Regions from separate parts of the Homo sapiens genome. Here all the other regions are linked to region 3. Evidence: chromatin contacts called from ENCODE Hi-C or POLR2A ChIA-PET data. All regions are on one chromosome and are shown on one strand. Each heading gives the region's core, a stretch centred on a gene start or an enhancer-like site at or near the end of the contact. The rest is flanking DNA. Distances are from core to core; before and after follow the strand shown.

The links. Hi-C counts contacts between places; a loop is a spot of excess contacts on that map. ChIA-PET counts read pairs that join two places held with the same protein, here RNA polymerase II (POLR2A). Pooled maps may share reads with other maps.
Region 1: a map of chondrocyte shows a loop between it and region 3 (2.4-fold over the local background). The contact joins the enhancer-like site here to the promoter of LHFPL2 in region 3. A Hi-C loop is called at or near these places in 5 of 168 maps with a recorded cell type or tissue (HepG2, chondrocyte, heart left ventricle and 2 more) and 3 of 50 pooled maps. POLR2A ChIA-PET finds 5 or more read pairs at or near these places in 3 of 52 experiments (BJ, H1 and MCF 10A).
Region 2: a loop to region 3 is called in a map of mammary epithelial cell, with 7 times the contacts of the local background. The contact joins the enhancer-like site here to the promoter of LHFPL2 in region 3. A Hi-C loop is called at or near these places in 12 of 168 maps with a recorded cell type or tissue (B cell, Caco-2, Calu3 and 9 more), 34 of 37 single-sample maps with no recorded cell type and 12 of 50 pooled maps. POLR2A ChIA-PET finds 5 or more read pairs at or near these places in 1 of 52 experiments (HEK293).
Region 4: a loop to region 3 is called in a pooled map, with 2.5 times the contacts of the local background. The contact joins the enhancer-like site here to the promoter of LHFPL2 in region 3. A Hi-C loop is called at or near these places in 1 of 37 single-sample maps with no recorded cell type and 6 of 50 pooled maps. POLR2A ChIA-PET finds 5 or more read pairs at or near these places in 1 of 52 experiments (B cell).
Region 5: a loop to region 3 is called in a map of HCT116, with 2.4 times the contacts of the local background. The contact joins the enhancer-like site here to the promoter of LHFPL2 in region 3. A Hi-C loop is called at or near these places in 7 of 168 maps with a recorded cell type or tissue (Caco-2, HCT116, IMR-90 and 4 more) and 6 of 50 pooled maps. POLR2A ChIA-PET finds 5 or more read pairs at or near these places in 3 of 52 experiments (A549, BJ and HCT116).

The regions. Positions count from the first base shown.
Region 1 is chr5:78,808,452-78,811,151 of GRCh38, forward strand. The region is part of intron 6 of ARSB (arylsulfatase B); the gene reads right to left. Among named protein-coding and RNA genes, the nearest start is that of LHFPL2, 160 kb to the left of the region's middle. RefSeq lists an enhancer at 1,233-1,733. Within about 2 kb of position 1,308, at least 3 of the 41 ENCODE cell types and tissues checked have a DNase peak (open chromatin) inside an H3K27ac peak, as active enhancers do.
Region 2 is chr5:78,887,713-78,890,412 of GRCh38, forward strand. The region is part of intron 4 of ARSB (arylsulfatase B); the gene reads right to left. Among named protein-coding and RNA genes, the nearest start is that of ARSB, 96 kb to the right of the region's middle. Within about 2 kb of position 1,264, at least 6 of the 41 ENCODE cell types and tissues checked have a DNase peak (open chromatin) inside an H3K27ac peak, as active enhancers do; they include IMR-90, where a contact is called at or near this core.
Region 3 is chr5:78,647,439-78,650,138 of GRCh38, forward strand. It overlaps LHFPL2 (LHFPL tetraspan subfamily member 2), which reads right to left and starts at 1,334. Exons shown (of 5, transcript NM_005779.3): 1 at 1,061-1,334. RefSeq lists silencers at 583-642, 933-1,872.
Region 4 is chr5:78,829,038-78,831,737 of GRCh38, forward strand. The region is part of intron 6 of ARSB (arylsulfatase B); the gene reads right to left. Among named protein-coding and RNA genes, the nearest start is that of ARSB, 150 kb to the right of the region's middle. Within about 2 kb of position 1,279, at least 8 of the 41 ENCODE cell types and tissues checked have a DNase peak (open chromatin) inside an H3K27ac peak, as active enhancers do.
Region 5 is chr5:78,791,127-78,793,826 of GRCh38, forward strand. The region is part of intron 6 of ARSB (arylsulfatase B); the gene reads right to left. Among named protein-coding and RNA genes, the nearest start is that of LHFPL2, 140 kb to the left of the region's middle. Within about 2 kb of position 1,430, at least 2 of the 41 ENCODE cell types and tissues checked have a DNase peak (open chromatin) inside an H3K27ac peak, as active enhancers do.

The DNA of each region.
Region 1 (2,700 bases), core at 58-2,557, 160 kb after region 3:
TCAAATGGTCTGACTCCACATGGTTTTTAAGCCACTTTTCTGATGACGAGGCCTGCATGACCTCCTGGGTGGCTGGGAGGATGCTGTTCTAGAGCACGTAGCTGGCACAGGGTAGCTCAGCATGCTCTCCGGGCACATCCTGTACTGGGTGGAGTGAGATTCAGTTCATGTTGCACTTACACCTCCCCGCACACAGAAGCACTCCCACTAAAGCATTTCCCTAATTTCCGGAGCCACAGGCAGCTTCAGAAGTCCAAATACTTTTGAAGGCCACAAGGGACCCATCTTACTCTCAGCCTTCAAGACAGGTCAGCGCTCCTGCCTCCACTGGTGCCCCCACCCTGTTTGCAGTGATGCTGGAGGGACACAGGATGGCCCCCTGGGCTCCCTCTGCTCGGGTCAACGATGTGTGACTTTTTGCTGGACACGGGGTGTCTAGGGCAGCACACAGCAAGACGCCAATATGTGTTAGCTGTGCCATGTGCCCTACTTTTGATTTCTCAACTAGTCAGAGCTAAGATGTTAATGAAATCTACAGGCTTTCATCTCAGATAACGGATTTGCAAAACAGACATGTATAAATGACAAACTGTGTTTCAGCCACTGTGCTGGGAGGGATACAGAGATGAATGGACAGATGTCCAGGTCCCTGTCTTGGACAGATTCAGCATCTAACAAAGAATGTGAATAAATAACTCTATCATAATGGGCTAGAGCTACAGGTGCATAGAACACGCTGAGCGGGCACCGAGGGGGTTGCAATCAGTATGCAATCCTGCCAGGAAAGGTGGTGGTCAGAGCGGCTGGGAAGGACTTGCCAAGGAAGCTTACATTTGAACTGGATCTCAAAGAACAAGCCAGATTTTACCAGGCACAGAAAGGCAGGAAAGGTCACTTGGGCAACGGGAACAGCATGAGGAAAAGCACGGCAGCACATTGGTGGTGTAGGTGTCTTGTGACAGAGCTTTCGGCACATAACACAGTGCCTCTCTTCTCTGTCTACAACAAAGGCCAGCCCCGTGGAGAGCTAAAAAGAGTGAGGAACAACAGGCAGACAGATGATCCTGGAGCACGTTCAGGGAGGAGGGCAGGAGCCAGGTCTGGCTCAGCTCCCCAAGTCAGCGGCACTTCTTGCCTTCAGCTGAAGCTGGGAGACCCATCCTACGGTCAGGCTGAGGGCCGCCAGAGCCTGCGGCCAGGCCTAACACTAGGCAGAGACGACTCTGCAGCTGTCTGCTCACACTCACTGCCAGTCACGCTTCACTCCACTTTCCTGCTCTGAAAATCACGTCCTGGCAACCTGCCCATCGGACCTGGAGCCAGCCTTGCCCTCTCCACTGCGGGCCTGTAGGCCTGGCCTTGAACCCCAGCCTGCTGACATGCTTCTCAAGCTACAGGCCCATTGCTTTGGCCCTCTGATTCTGGCTGACCATGGGCCACAGAGAGGAATAGGGGGCAGCTGATGCTGGCAGTTGTAGACTGCACAAGCAGGACCCATCTCTGGGCCCTTTCCATCAAGCCTGGTCTGGTGGCCAGTGTGGTGGGCACCCCACTAGACCCCTTGATCCGGTAGTGAGTTCCAGAAGAAAAGGCACAGCTCCAAAGCTCATCTGGAGCAAACTCTGTTCTCCTAATCTCCATTCACTTCTCAAATTTCCCGACCCCCGCAAGCTTCACTGGCCTCCTAGAACCTCCCTACCAAAGGAAAAGGTTAAGTGGTCATTTCTTTAACTCTCATTTCTCTTTCGGGGACAGAGCCTGCTATTCAGGGGCATCAGGGAAGCAGGGGAAATAAGGATGGGAGTGATTAAGTGCATGTCCAAAACCAGCTCTCTGATCTCATGACTTTCTTGTACCCTTGGTACAAGTGCTCCAGAGAGAACTGAGTTGTGAAATGACAGGTAAAAACAGCACAGTGAAAACCCTTCTTGCTTTGAACAGAAAATGCAGTTGGTGCCTGTGAGTTATTTGTTTCTCCTTTGCTTTGGAAAGAGATTGTCTAGAGAATTTGGAAACCTACATCCCATTTCAGAAAGCAGACCAGATTTCTGCTGACAGTTAGTTTGGCAGGGGGTAGAGTTTGTCTGTTTTTGCCATGAGAGCTCGTTTTCTGGGGGACACACCACACGGTTCTAATTCTAGATGCCAGCAAAGCTGCGCCTTTAACCATGAAACTTGAATTAGCATTGAATGGCTTTTGAGTTTTTATTTAGGATGCATTTTAAGAAAATACAAGGCCCTCCAGCTGCAAACAGTAAGTGCCACCAAGGACTATGTGAGTTAAACATCTTTAGGATCTGTAGTCAGCCTTCCTGTGCTTTGGGAGTTTCAGGAACTTTCAACCACAGAGTACTGTGTTCAGTTGTGTCAGAAAATGACTGGGGTTGGATTTCTCCTAAGCTCTCAAAGGCTTTGAATCTTTGACATAGTGTTGTTAACATAGTTAAACTGTTTTCTACACAGAAGGCTTACTCAATACAACAAATTAGCAATACAAGAAAAGTTAGGTAAAGTTTCTATAGAAAATTCAGATCCTACAATGTTAGATTAATTTAACAACATGAAAAAATGTCCAGAGCTGTAGGTGTGATGAACTGAAGGCTCCCCCTGCTTTTGGAGGCAGCAGGAGCGCAGTACAGAAGCATGCGTTTGACACTCACAACCCGCTGCCATCCTATCATCATGTTAGGTTTCATCTTT
Region 2 (2,700 bases), core at 14-2,513, 240 kb after region 3:
TGAATAGATGGCAATGCTAGGATTCCAACAAGGTCTGTGTGACACCCCAGGCCTCTGCCCCTAGAGCACCACACTCCTGCTATCCCTAGTATAGAGTGGGCTCACACATGTAGGCCACATAAACTTTCACTTCCTGATGAAAACCACAAGTACGGTCAACCTCAGCAAAGTGTACACTCTTCCTATGAGTGTACATAGGAAGTTATTTCAAGGTAATGGTAATTCCTTTTAGAGAAGGCTTAGCTGCTGTTGGGGAAGAAATTCAAGGCTCTACTGCCAAGGAAACTTTTGGTGGCGCCCTTAACACACCAGTTCTCAGTTCTTTTCTGTGCTTCTCGAAAGGGAGTAGAGAAGAGTCTTGAGTTAGATCAGGTGAGGAAACAATTCTTCAACACATGGGTCGGTGACAGACAATCTCATCATTTGACATCACAGACTTACAAGAATCTTTCTTCAAACCTCCCCACATCACTTCTTGACAAAAACTCAAGGCCCAAACATTCACTCAGGCCAGTTGTTGAAATACACATTCCATTTCATATTGAAGCTGAGCAGACCCGTATATTCAAAACAACAAAAGGTCACCATCAGTAGAAAGAAGAAATTCCTCCATGTTCATGATACTGCACAGAGTAGCAATCACTCATAACCAATGTATCGAAACTTAGAAGAAGGTGCTATTCATGTGATACAAAAATACACTGGAAAGAAATACCTACACTCTTCCCGTGATATCAAGAAAGGCTGAGACAGAACGATTATTTCACTCTGTTGTCTGGATTGCTGTAAGTGATGCTGGCTCAATACTTTAGAAGAAGCCTGTTGTCTCTGTTTTAAATAGATACACTTCTCTGAGGTATTATGTAGTGTCCTTCAGTTGCACATATTTGTTAGTGCTCAACGGAAAGTATTGGATGAAGATGGTGGTGGAAATAAGAGTGGAGATGATGGGGACAAGGGTGGCTGGATCTGGAATCTGATTCTAGGAGCAGCTCTTCAGTTATGACTCAGATAGGAAAATTCTCCGGGTTGTACAGAGAATTTGGCCACTTTTGCTACTGTAGGAAAGGGAAGGTGTTTCCACATATCATTAGGGGAGGCCACGGATGTAGTAAGTGTGACTGTTTTTGCAATTAGTTCTCTGTGATGTTTTGCCATTAGCAATAAGCGATTCTATCAACAGTTATTCTTTTTAAGAGCACTCCAAAGAGAAAGCACTGTCAATGGACACATGTGCAACTTCTCCAAGGCTCTCCTGGCATAGCGCCAACTGCAGATGTGGCCTCAGCAGAAGGGCAGTTCAGCTTCGCCTGTCCTTGTACCCCCACAGATGGCACCTGGCCGATGGTTGCCACTTATCAGCAATGGGGCAGAATCCACTGAGTTAGGACATTAGTTGGTTAACTATATGAGAAATAGGGTGCGGTCCATAAGTTCTAGTTCAGTCTCCTGGGTATTTCAAAGAATTCAACATAAAACTGGTAGGAGTAGCAACAAGAATAAAATAAGCTCTTTTGCAACAAGGTGGAAAAGGGAGTTTCCTATATTGCTCACTGAAGTTTGACATAAATTAGAATTTAAAAAGACAATGGAACCATCAGCATTTCAAAGACGTTTCTTCTCATTTTCCCTTCTAGTTTTATTTTTCGGCAAAAGTTAATTTCTTTCTTGTTAAGAATTCATATTCAAGAGAAATTTTTGTTTCATTTCCTGACTGACATATGAAAAAAATTCCAAATCAAAATAAGATGACGCCAGCTCCTAAAAGAAGCAAAGAAACGTTTTTTCAGGGAGATGGTTTTGCAGCAATGTTTTGGCACAGGGAAAATCTAATTATAAGGCCTTTACTGTCTAGAAAAGAAATGTCAAAGTAAGACAAACATTATCATATACAGACCGTAAATCTCACTTTATTATTCACTATTGAACAAAAATAACTGTCAAAAAGTCATGGAAAAATATTGGTTTGCCAAAGATCTAAGCAAAAACATTAAGTATATGACAATGAAGCCTCATCCATATCCAGCTGATAAAAATCAAAATGAAACCATGACAACAGCATTAATTTTTAGAACTACTCCCCAAACAATTTAATGTGTGGCTTGGCCGTGGAGGGCTGCCCTGAAACATCATCTCTACCCCAACATCCCTGTGCATGCTTCAGCTGGGGCTTACCCTAGTCATCCTTCCCAACCTGACTCAAAGATCACAAAAGGAAAAGCAAGGAAGGCTCTAGCAGCCTCATACCAAGCCTGGACATCTCTTTGAACACGGCCCTGATGCAAGGGTGACTAACAGATGAGTAGGCAACATCGTTTCAAAAATGGAGAAGCCTCTTTGTCCCAGAAAAGTATCTGCTTGTTGATGGTTGATTCTTTGGATTTTTTTTTAAATTACTGAGAGGCAAACTGGAGTGCTAATATATGTCTTAGTACACATCTAAAGGATTCGGTAAATTCAATCTTCTCCTGCTAAAAGATTTTGGAGACATTATCTACCTAGATATTCAAATTACATTCTGATATTCTCAAATCTTATCTTTTTTTTTTTTTTTTTGAGACAAAGTCTCACTCCTCCAACCAGGATGGAGTGCAGTGGCAGGATCACAGCTCACTGCAGCCTCGATCTCCTGGGCTCAATCAATCCTCCCACTTCAGCCTCCCAAGTAGCTGGGACTACAAGTGTGTGCCACCACGCTTG
Region 3 (2,700 bases), core at 84-2,583:
TCTCTGGGGTGAGCCTCTAACAGCTCTGGCTCGCCGGAATCTTTCCTCCCTCGGCTCCAGCACACACTTTCCATAGCGGCCGCGTTGCAATTTCAAAGAGTTCTCCTTTCCACGTAGGTCACCCACCGATGGTAACCTACATGCACAAACACACTCGCACAATCACAACAGAGAAAATGGGACATACAGGAAATGGCCCGGGTGGAGGCGAGGACGGGGGTGGGGATAGGACTTTGTCTTTACTCTGGTGTTGCTCCCATTGAAACAAGCACATGGACTTTCATGGAACTCATGACCATCCTGAAATAACAGAAAAGTCGAACGGGATTGAAGAAAATCCTTTGCTTTTCTAAGTTCGAAGAACACTGGGCCGCTGAATGGAAGGGAAAAGAAAAAAAAAAACTGTGTGCCTAAAAACATCCAGAAACACACGCAGAGTCTCCCCAGTCCTTTGCCCAGCCCGTGGGCTCAAGCCGCCCATCCCAGATGCGGTCTTCCCCACTCCACGCCCACCTCTTCCAGCCCGCACCCCAAATCACTGAGCTGCCCACAAAAATGCAGTCCAGATTTGAGAAGCAGCTGACGTCTGTGGCCAGAGTGACCCACACGCCACGGACCAGGGACAGCAGGGGCGACCACGGGGCGGCCCCCAGGGAGCGGTGCCAGGCGCGCTGGAACCCGGCGCCCAGCTGCGCCTGGGACCCACGCGCCGCCGTCCGAAGCCCGCCAGCGACGCCCAGAGAGCAGGGCTCGCGCCGGCTTCCCGAGGAGACGCTGTTCCCGGCACAACTTTTTTCCACTTCTGCGGCCGCCGGCGGCGCTGAGAAGCAGCTGTTCCCTTCCCATTCCCAGCACCCAACGCCCATCCCGCAGCACCTCCGACCGCTCGGCGCGGTCTCCCAGGGCGCCGAAGCGAAGTTCCCGCGCCAGCCGCGGCTCAAGCAGCCAGGGCTCGGCCGGCCGCAACGGCTCCCCATGCGCCCGCGCGGGGCGCCCACCTGGCCGGGCCCACCGGCTCTCCCCTCCCGCAGCGCGCGCGGGCCCGACGCCTGCCACTCACCCGGCCCCAGCTCGGCGTCTCCGGCTCCGAGCCCGCAGCCTTCCCCAAGTCAGGGCTTTCAGTGACGCCTCCTCGCAGCCACCTCGCTCTTGCCCCCGCTGGCCGCGCCTGGAAGAAGGAGGCGGGAGGAGAGCGAGAGGAGAGCGGGAGGAGGCGGCGGGAGAGGGGGGCAACGCAAGGGAGGGGAGAGGGTCCGCGGCGCGGGGGAGGAGGCAGCGAGGCGAGAGAGCGCCAAGCTCGGCGGCCGCCCGGGCTAGCACTCGGGGAGAGGGAGGAGGAGGAGGGGCGGGGGCAGCGAGAGAAAGAGGCGGCCGAGCCGCCCTGCCCAGGCCCCGGCCCCGCGCCGCTGCCCAGTCACCATCGCCGCCTCCGTCCCGCGAGCGGGCCGGGCGTCCGGGGGAGGGGTCGGGCTCGGGGCTCCCGGCGCGGCGCGCGGGGCGGGACGGGGGCGGCGGGCGGGCGGACCAGGCCCGGCCTCCGGAGGGGAGTGTCCTGCGGGTCCGGGAGGGAGTCGGCGACAGGGGATCCCCGAGAGGGGGTGTGGGGGCCTGGGAACCGGTCCCTGAGCCCGCCGGGCAGCGGCGGCGGCGTCTCCCGGGGTCCTGCGAGGTTCCTCCGGGCCGCACCGGGGAAGCTCCCGGAGCAGCTTCGAGCAGCCCTGCCGGGAGGGCCGGAGGCGGAGAGCGGCGCTGACGGAGCCGGGGGAGAGAGGCCAGGCTGCTCCGGCGGAGAGCGGGCCCCGGGGCGCTAGGAGCAGTTCCCCCAGACCCGGGCCCAAGCGGAAAGAACGGCCGTCTGGTGACCCCGGAGAGTCCGAAACGGGAAAGGGGCCAAGGGGCGCCTGGACCCCCATCCTCGCCGCCCTCTTCCGGAGAGGAGGCTCCGGACATAAGTTCCCGTGCCCTCTGAATATCTAGGTGTGGAAACTCAATTCCAACAGTCACAAAGATTATTCCTAAATAGAATGCTTGGTGTCCTCAGCTTCCCTGCCCTCAAAATTACGGTTTCAGGATGATTTTCGGAGGCGCTTTAGGAACAGCCTGAAAAGGCATTCTTGTCCAGAGAGGGGATGCTTTAACTCCCCAGCTCCGCCCCCAGGGCTGGGAGCAAAGAACAGAGTTAAATGGCCATGAATTCAGGTGCCAGTATTGTTTGTGATTGAACTGTTAGGACGTGGCACCTCTCTAGGCAAACCCATCTTGTATTCCACCCCTCGCCACCCCCCCGCCCCCCGCCCAGTCAAATGCTCCCATTCCCAGTTTCTCAGCCCCTTGTCTGGGACACCTCTATCCACCAGTCGCCCAGATTCAGATTAGCAGTCAATTTTGGGCCTCGCTCCTCCACTCCCGGTAGCCAGTCCCATTAGTTCTTCATTTTTAATGCCTTTCCAGGTGCCATGTCCTTTCAAGCCCACTGCCGCCTTTCTGGTTCTCGCTATCTGGCACTGGATGGCGTGAGCGGCCTCCTACCGGTTCTCTGCTGGGGTCCTCTCTACACTTGCATCCATATGCGCAGGCCTACAGGTGAATGGCTCTAGAATACCCCTCAGGCAGGCCACTTCCTGTTCTAGAAGCTTTCTGAGGCACTTTGCCAGAGAACATTCTGAATTCCTTAAAAATCATCAGTTCAAAACCATACAA
Region 4 (2,700 bases), core at 29-2,528, 180 kb after region 3:
GGCCATGGGCCAAGGAATGTAGGCAGCCTCTAGAAGCAGGAAAAGGCAAGGAAATGGGATGTCCCCTCAGCCTTTGGAAGGGACTGCAGCCCTGCCAATCGGTACCCTGGATTTAGTCCAGTGAGACCCATGTCAGACTTCTGACCTACAGAACTGAAAACATTCAAAAAATACGAAAATAGAGTGATGGTTAAGTATTGGTTGTTTTAAGCCATTGAGTTTATGGTAATTTGTTTGATCAGTGATAGAAAACTAATAGTGTTAAATATTCTTTTCCTTCATTCACATTAAAATCAAGAAAGATAAAACTAAAGTTGTTGAAGTAATGGACAAATTTAAAGATATCCTTTTTGAGAACACCTTTCCTAATCACTCCCAAATGCTGTCACTTCTTCATTTGTCCTTACTGCTTATATTATATCACTTATCATTTGTTCTACTTTATTTTATAACTGTGTTAATATCCTTTCCTGGGCATATGTTTTCCTCTGATTCAAAAGAATCTTTAGAAGCAGGGGCCATATACTCATTCCCTAGGTATTTTCTGCCAGAGGTAACAGACTTCAGTCTATAAATGCCTGATTACTAACATCTTACATTATGGGTTACTAAACAGGCCGTTTAGTCTGTTTTCAACAACGTCCCAGAAATGTTTTCAAAAGTTTTATTTCAGCCTTATACACAAGCACCCTAAAACCCCTAAAAATTCTGACAAGATCAATAAATATTTACAAAATAGATTTACTTTGTAAATTTTAATTTCATTGGATATGTTCCCTAAAATTTTATGAGGTTTTATGTTTTTACAGAATTTTATGGTAGACTCTTTCAAGAAAGATGGATATATTTATCTTTACAGATGGTAAGACTGGGGAACTGAGGTAGGAGAATGACTGGTCCAGACTGGGAGAGGAAAAAAGGAGTCTGGACACCACCAAATCTTTACCAGACCTGGGGAGGCTCCAGGGTGGAAGACGGAAGGGGCGGAGCCACTGGACCTGAGAGGGACTGTTTGGAAGTTAGTCTGCTTTTGTGTTGAAATTCAAAATCAGCATAGAACCTTTAATCAACTATAATTAACAGGCTACACTTGGAAGCTATGGCTAAAATTTCTAGGCTGTACCAGAATTAAAGAAAAGTAAGCAAATAAATAAATGGTCAGTTGGACATGAGACAGTTTGGCATCAAAGTAACCCTGGGGAAAAAAAAACAAACGCTGATGTACAAATGGAGTTATGGGCCACTAACCACGTGGTGCTGTAGAGAAGGGATCTGGTGAGGCAGCTGGCCCTTCATCAAATGGCCTAACTCCAGATGCAGGGCCAGGCCAAGTCCTTCAGGTCAGCTTCTGTGATCTGGCTCAGAGAAGCCCTAGAAAATGTTGCTTACCCTGATTTCTCCAAACATAAAATTGGGGCAGCGGGATTTGCCATTTCTGCGTAGCCTAGGCCAGTGGTGAGAGTTAATTAGTGTTTTTAAAGTGCTGTGGATTTGGTTTGGTTTGTGTATTTTCTCGGGATGAAAGCCAGGATGCCAGCACCAAGTGTTAACAGTGAAGGTTTCATGCGTGCTCCTTGAGATGTGCTGTGTGAAGTGGGGTGGAGGGGATACGAGGCTTGTGGGACTGCCTTTGGCATCAAAAAGGCCACATTTCCAAACAGACTTTAGTGCTCCCCAAAGCGGAGGGGGCAGACTAGAAGCCTTTGAAAATTAAAAAGGAGAAAGCTATCTGTGTTTTGGCTCTGTGATTGAGGGCATGTAGCAACCCACACCAAGGAAAATTTGACGAGCTGCTAAAGACAAATATTGGCAACTAGAGACGACACAAAATTCTAACTGCTCTGACCTAGTACAGGCAGGCACGGAAGCAGCAACTCCCACTCTATAAGAACCCAGCAGATTTCAGATATTCCATGCTTACCGGAACCCTCCTTGGAGGTGGTTTTCACAAATAAAGCTTTATGGCTTTATTCCTGATTAAGGAAGTCACATGTGCTCATAATTTAAAATTAAAACTAGAGAAATACATAAAGTGAAAAGTGCAACTTTCCCACCCTGCCCCAATCGTAGCAGCCAGAATGTAATTGTTGTTCACTGTTGTTTGGACATATTTACAGGAGATATTGTTATAATCGTTCCCAACGTATAGGTGATGAAACAGATGGCTGGAAGAACTTACCCACAAGCTCACAGGAAATAAGTCAGAGCTGGTATTGAATAAAACCCAGGGCTTTCTGGCACCCCCAAACTCTACCTGTTTTACTAGGTGACACTGCCCACCCCACACACAGCTCCCTCATCCCCCCAGCACCCTCCAGTGGAGTGAATACAAGGCACTGACAGGGCTTCCATGACTAGCTCTACAAGCAGAAGCTACCACCATCTGCAGAGTCAGATTACATGTGAATCTAGCAAGGCTAATGTGACTACTCGACCCATTTTTCCAGCCTCCTTTAAATGAGTCATGTCCCATCAACATGCTATTATATAGGTGAGATGATCGTAACTCATATCTGGGTGCCCTTCTCCCACAAGACAAGGGTAGGACACAAAGCGATGAGACCTGCGAAATCAGTAGGACATGATGTACATGCCGGGTCTGAACAGCCCTGAGTTCCAGCTCTGATATTTAACAGCATGCATGACCTGGTGCCTCAGTTTCTTCACTTGGATTATAAAGAGTGAACAAACTGCCAAGGG
Region 5 (2,700 bases), core at 180-2,679, 140 kb after region 3:
ATGATGTATGCATATTTACTTACAGTAAAACTTACTCACTTGGGCTAAGTGAGAAAAACACCCCAGCTGTCCCAGAAATTTGGTTCTTGAGGAGTTTTCTAAACTGGAAATTCTGTCGAGTATGTTTTTAATGTACAGGCAAGATTTAGGTTTAATTAGCAACTATCTTCAACTTTTGTACTTAAAAGTTCCTAAAAGTAGCTTGTTTATTTATTATGTAAATCAAATGTGTCTCTTAAAGCTTATTTACGCTAAAGTTCAGTTTATACTAAACATCTGATTGGCTGACCACTTCTTTATGGCTCACTCTAACAAAAGTTCAAAGGATCTCAAACTGAAAGTGAGGTTCAAGTCATTAAGGTCCTTCATGTGCCAGCTAGTCAGAGACCCAGAGCCCGTGAGTCCCCCTCCCAGATCAGCGCACCCAGGCCGCATCTGAGCGACTGCGCTGGTGCACATGTGGCTCAAATCTCCAGTCTGCTCATGGTTTTGAATGTCCCAACAACTGCAGGCTTTGGCCAAGGCCACCCTCTCATCTCGCTGTGTGGTAAGGGCTTACATATCCAGACGTGCATGTATGCACTGTTGTCTAGATTTTTGTTTTTAAAAATAATCGTGGACCTAAAAATAGTTTCTTCCTAAAATTAATTCCCTAAAATACACTGACTAGAAGCCCCACACTCTGAACTGATGCTTTAGTGAACCTCTTTGCTTAATTTTTGAAGATGAAAAAAGCCCCTAACAGCTGGGAAGTGGGGCTGTGCACAGCTGTTTTGGATGGCGCAGTGGTATGCCGTATGCCAGGCGTGTCCAATCTTCTGGCTTCCTTGAGCCACACTGGAAGAAGAAGAATTGTCTTGGGCCACACATAAAATACACTAACACTAATGACAGCTGATGAGCTAAAAAAAAAAAGAAATTGCAAGAAAACTCATAATGTTTTAAGAAAGCTTATGAATTTTCAGAAAGTTTACAGGCATGGTGGCTCACGCCTGTAATCCCAGCACTTTGGGAGGCTGAGGCGGGCAGATCACTTGAGGCCAGGAGTTCGAGACCAGCCGGGCCACTGTGGTAAAACCCCATCTCTACTAAAAATACAAAAATTAGCCAGGTGTGACGGTGCATGCCTGTAATCCCAGCTACTCAGGAGGCTGAGGCATGAGAAGCACTTGAACCCAGGAGGTGGAGGTTGCAGCGAGCCGAGATCGCATCACTGTACTCCAGCCTGGACGACAGAGTGAGAATCTGTCGCAAAAAAAAAAAAAAAAAGTTACGCATTCAAGGCCATCCTGGGCCACGTGCAGCCCGTGGGCCATGGGTTTGAATAAGCTTGCCCTATGCCATCACTCTAGTTCTGAAAAGTAACTCAGAGAAATCAATCACTGGCATTTCAATAGCCTTTAGAACAAGCTCTTTTTCTTATCTTATAAAGTCATTTAACCACTCTGAGTTCCTGTTTCCTTGTATGCAAAAATGAGAACCAAAATACTACCTAAATAGAATGAGTGTGAAGAGGAAATAAGATTCTACACGTAGTGAGCATTCTGTGCACCATAAGTGCACGGATTCTGGGTACAGGTCTCTTGAATTTCCACGGTGGTCGCCATAAGCCCAGGCAAATAGGTAAAACCAACTGACCAACTGAAAGAAATCATTTCAATATATGTTGAACCTATGGCCTCTGACTGACAGCTGTCAAGTCAAGGTGTGACCAACTGCTCAACCCTCTTATGACTGTGAGATCTGAACCAGCTGCAAAGGGAACGAGGTATTGTTAGAAAATTATGTGGGGAATATGTGGTAACATTTTCCCCACATAACCTGTAGTGGTATGCCACACTACAGGTCTGGCCAGAATTGTAAAAACAGAGTGCAATAGAACAGAGATTCCCAATTCTGGTTCTGCCTTGGGGTCACTGGAGCCTACAGTCCCTTTCATACCTGTCTTTGGTTCCCTTAGTCTAGCCCAGCTGAGCCCTGGCCTAACATAGGCTGCCTGAAATTACCATCTTCAGCAGCATCTGTTGCACTTATGATGGTCTTTGCACAGCTATTGCCCTAGGACAGTCCCACACAGGACTTCCTGCCTCACCAGGTAGCCCATGTCATGGATGGTCAGCTGGAGCAATTTGAAAGATCTCAAATGTGCCTCCTATAGTATCCATCCTATTATTTTCATGCTGCCTGCAGTGGGCACCTAGGAGACATTCAACTCCCACTCCTTAGAAGACAACGCTCTTTTTCCCACCTCCACACTTACCTTACACATAGTGGGGACAGGGAGGAGCAGGAAGTTTCTACTCTAATTGGCATTTTTATTTAAAATAGATTTTATAGCTAAATCAAATGTTTATGAGCATGGATGTACGCAGTTGGTCAGTGAATTTCAGAATGGAAGAAACAAAAAGATGTCTTCCCAACTGCTCGGGAATCAGAGTCTGGAAAGCAAGAGTAAGGAGACAGCAGAGAGCTGAGAAGTGTCTTGATCCTGTGGCCATGGTCCCCCCAAACTAAATTGATTTACTTCGTCAACAAATACTTCTTGAACTAGTCCTAGTTGCTGGGCACACAGCCAGGTGGAGGAAGGCAAGGAGACAAGCAGTGATGATCAATTTTGATGGGTGTTGTGGCTAGGGATGGGGGCTCTAGGAAGGCAAGGTGGGGACCTTGATTAGTCTAGGGAAAGGAGAAGATCTCCCT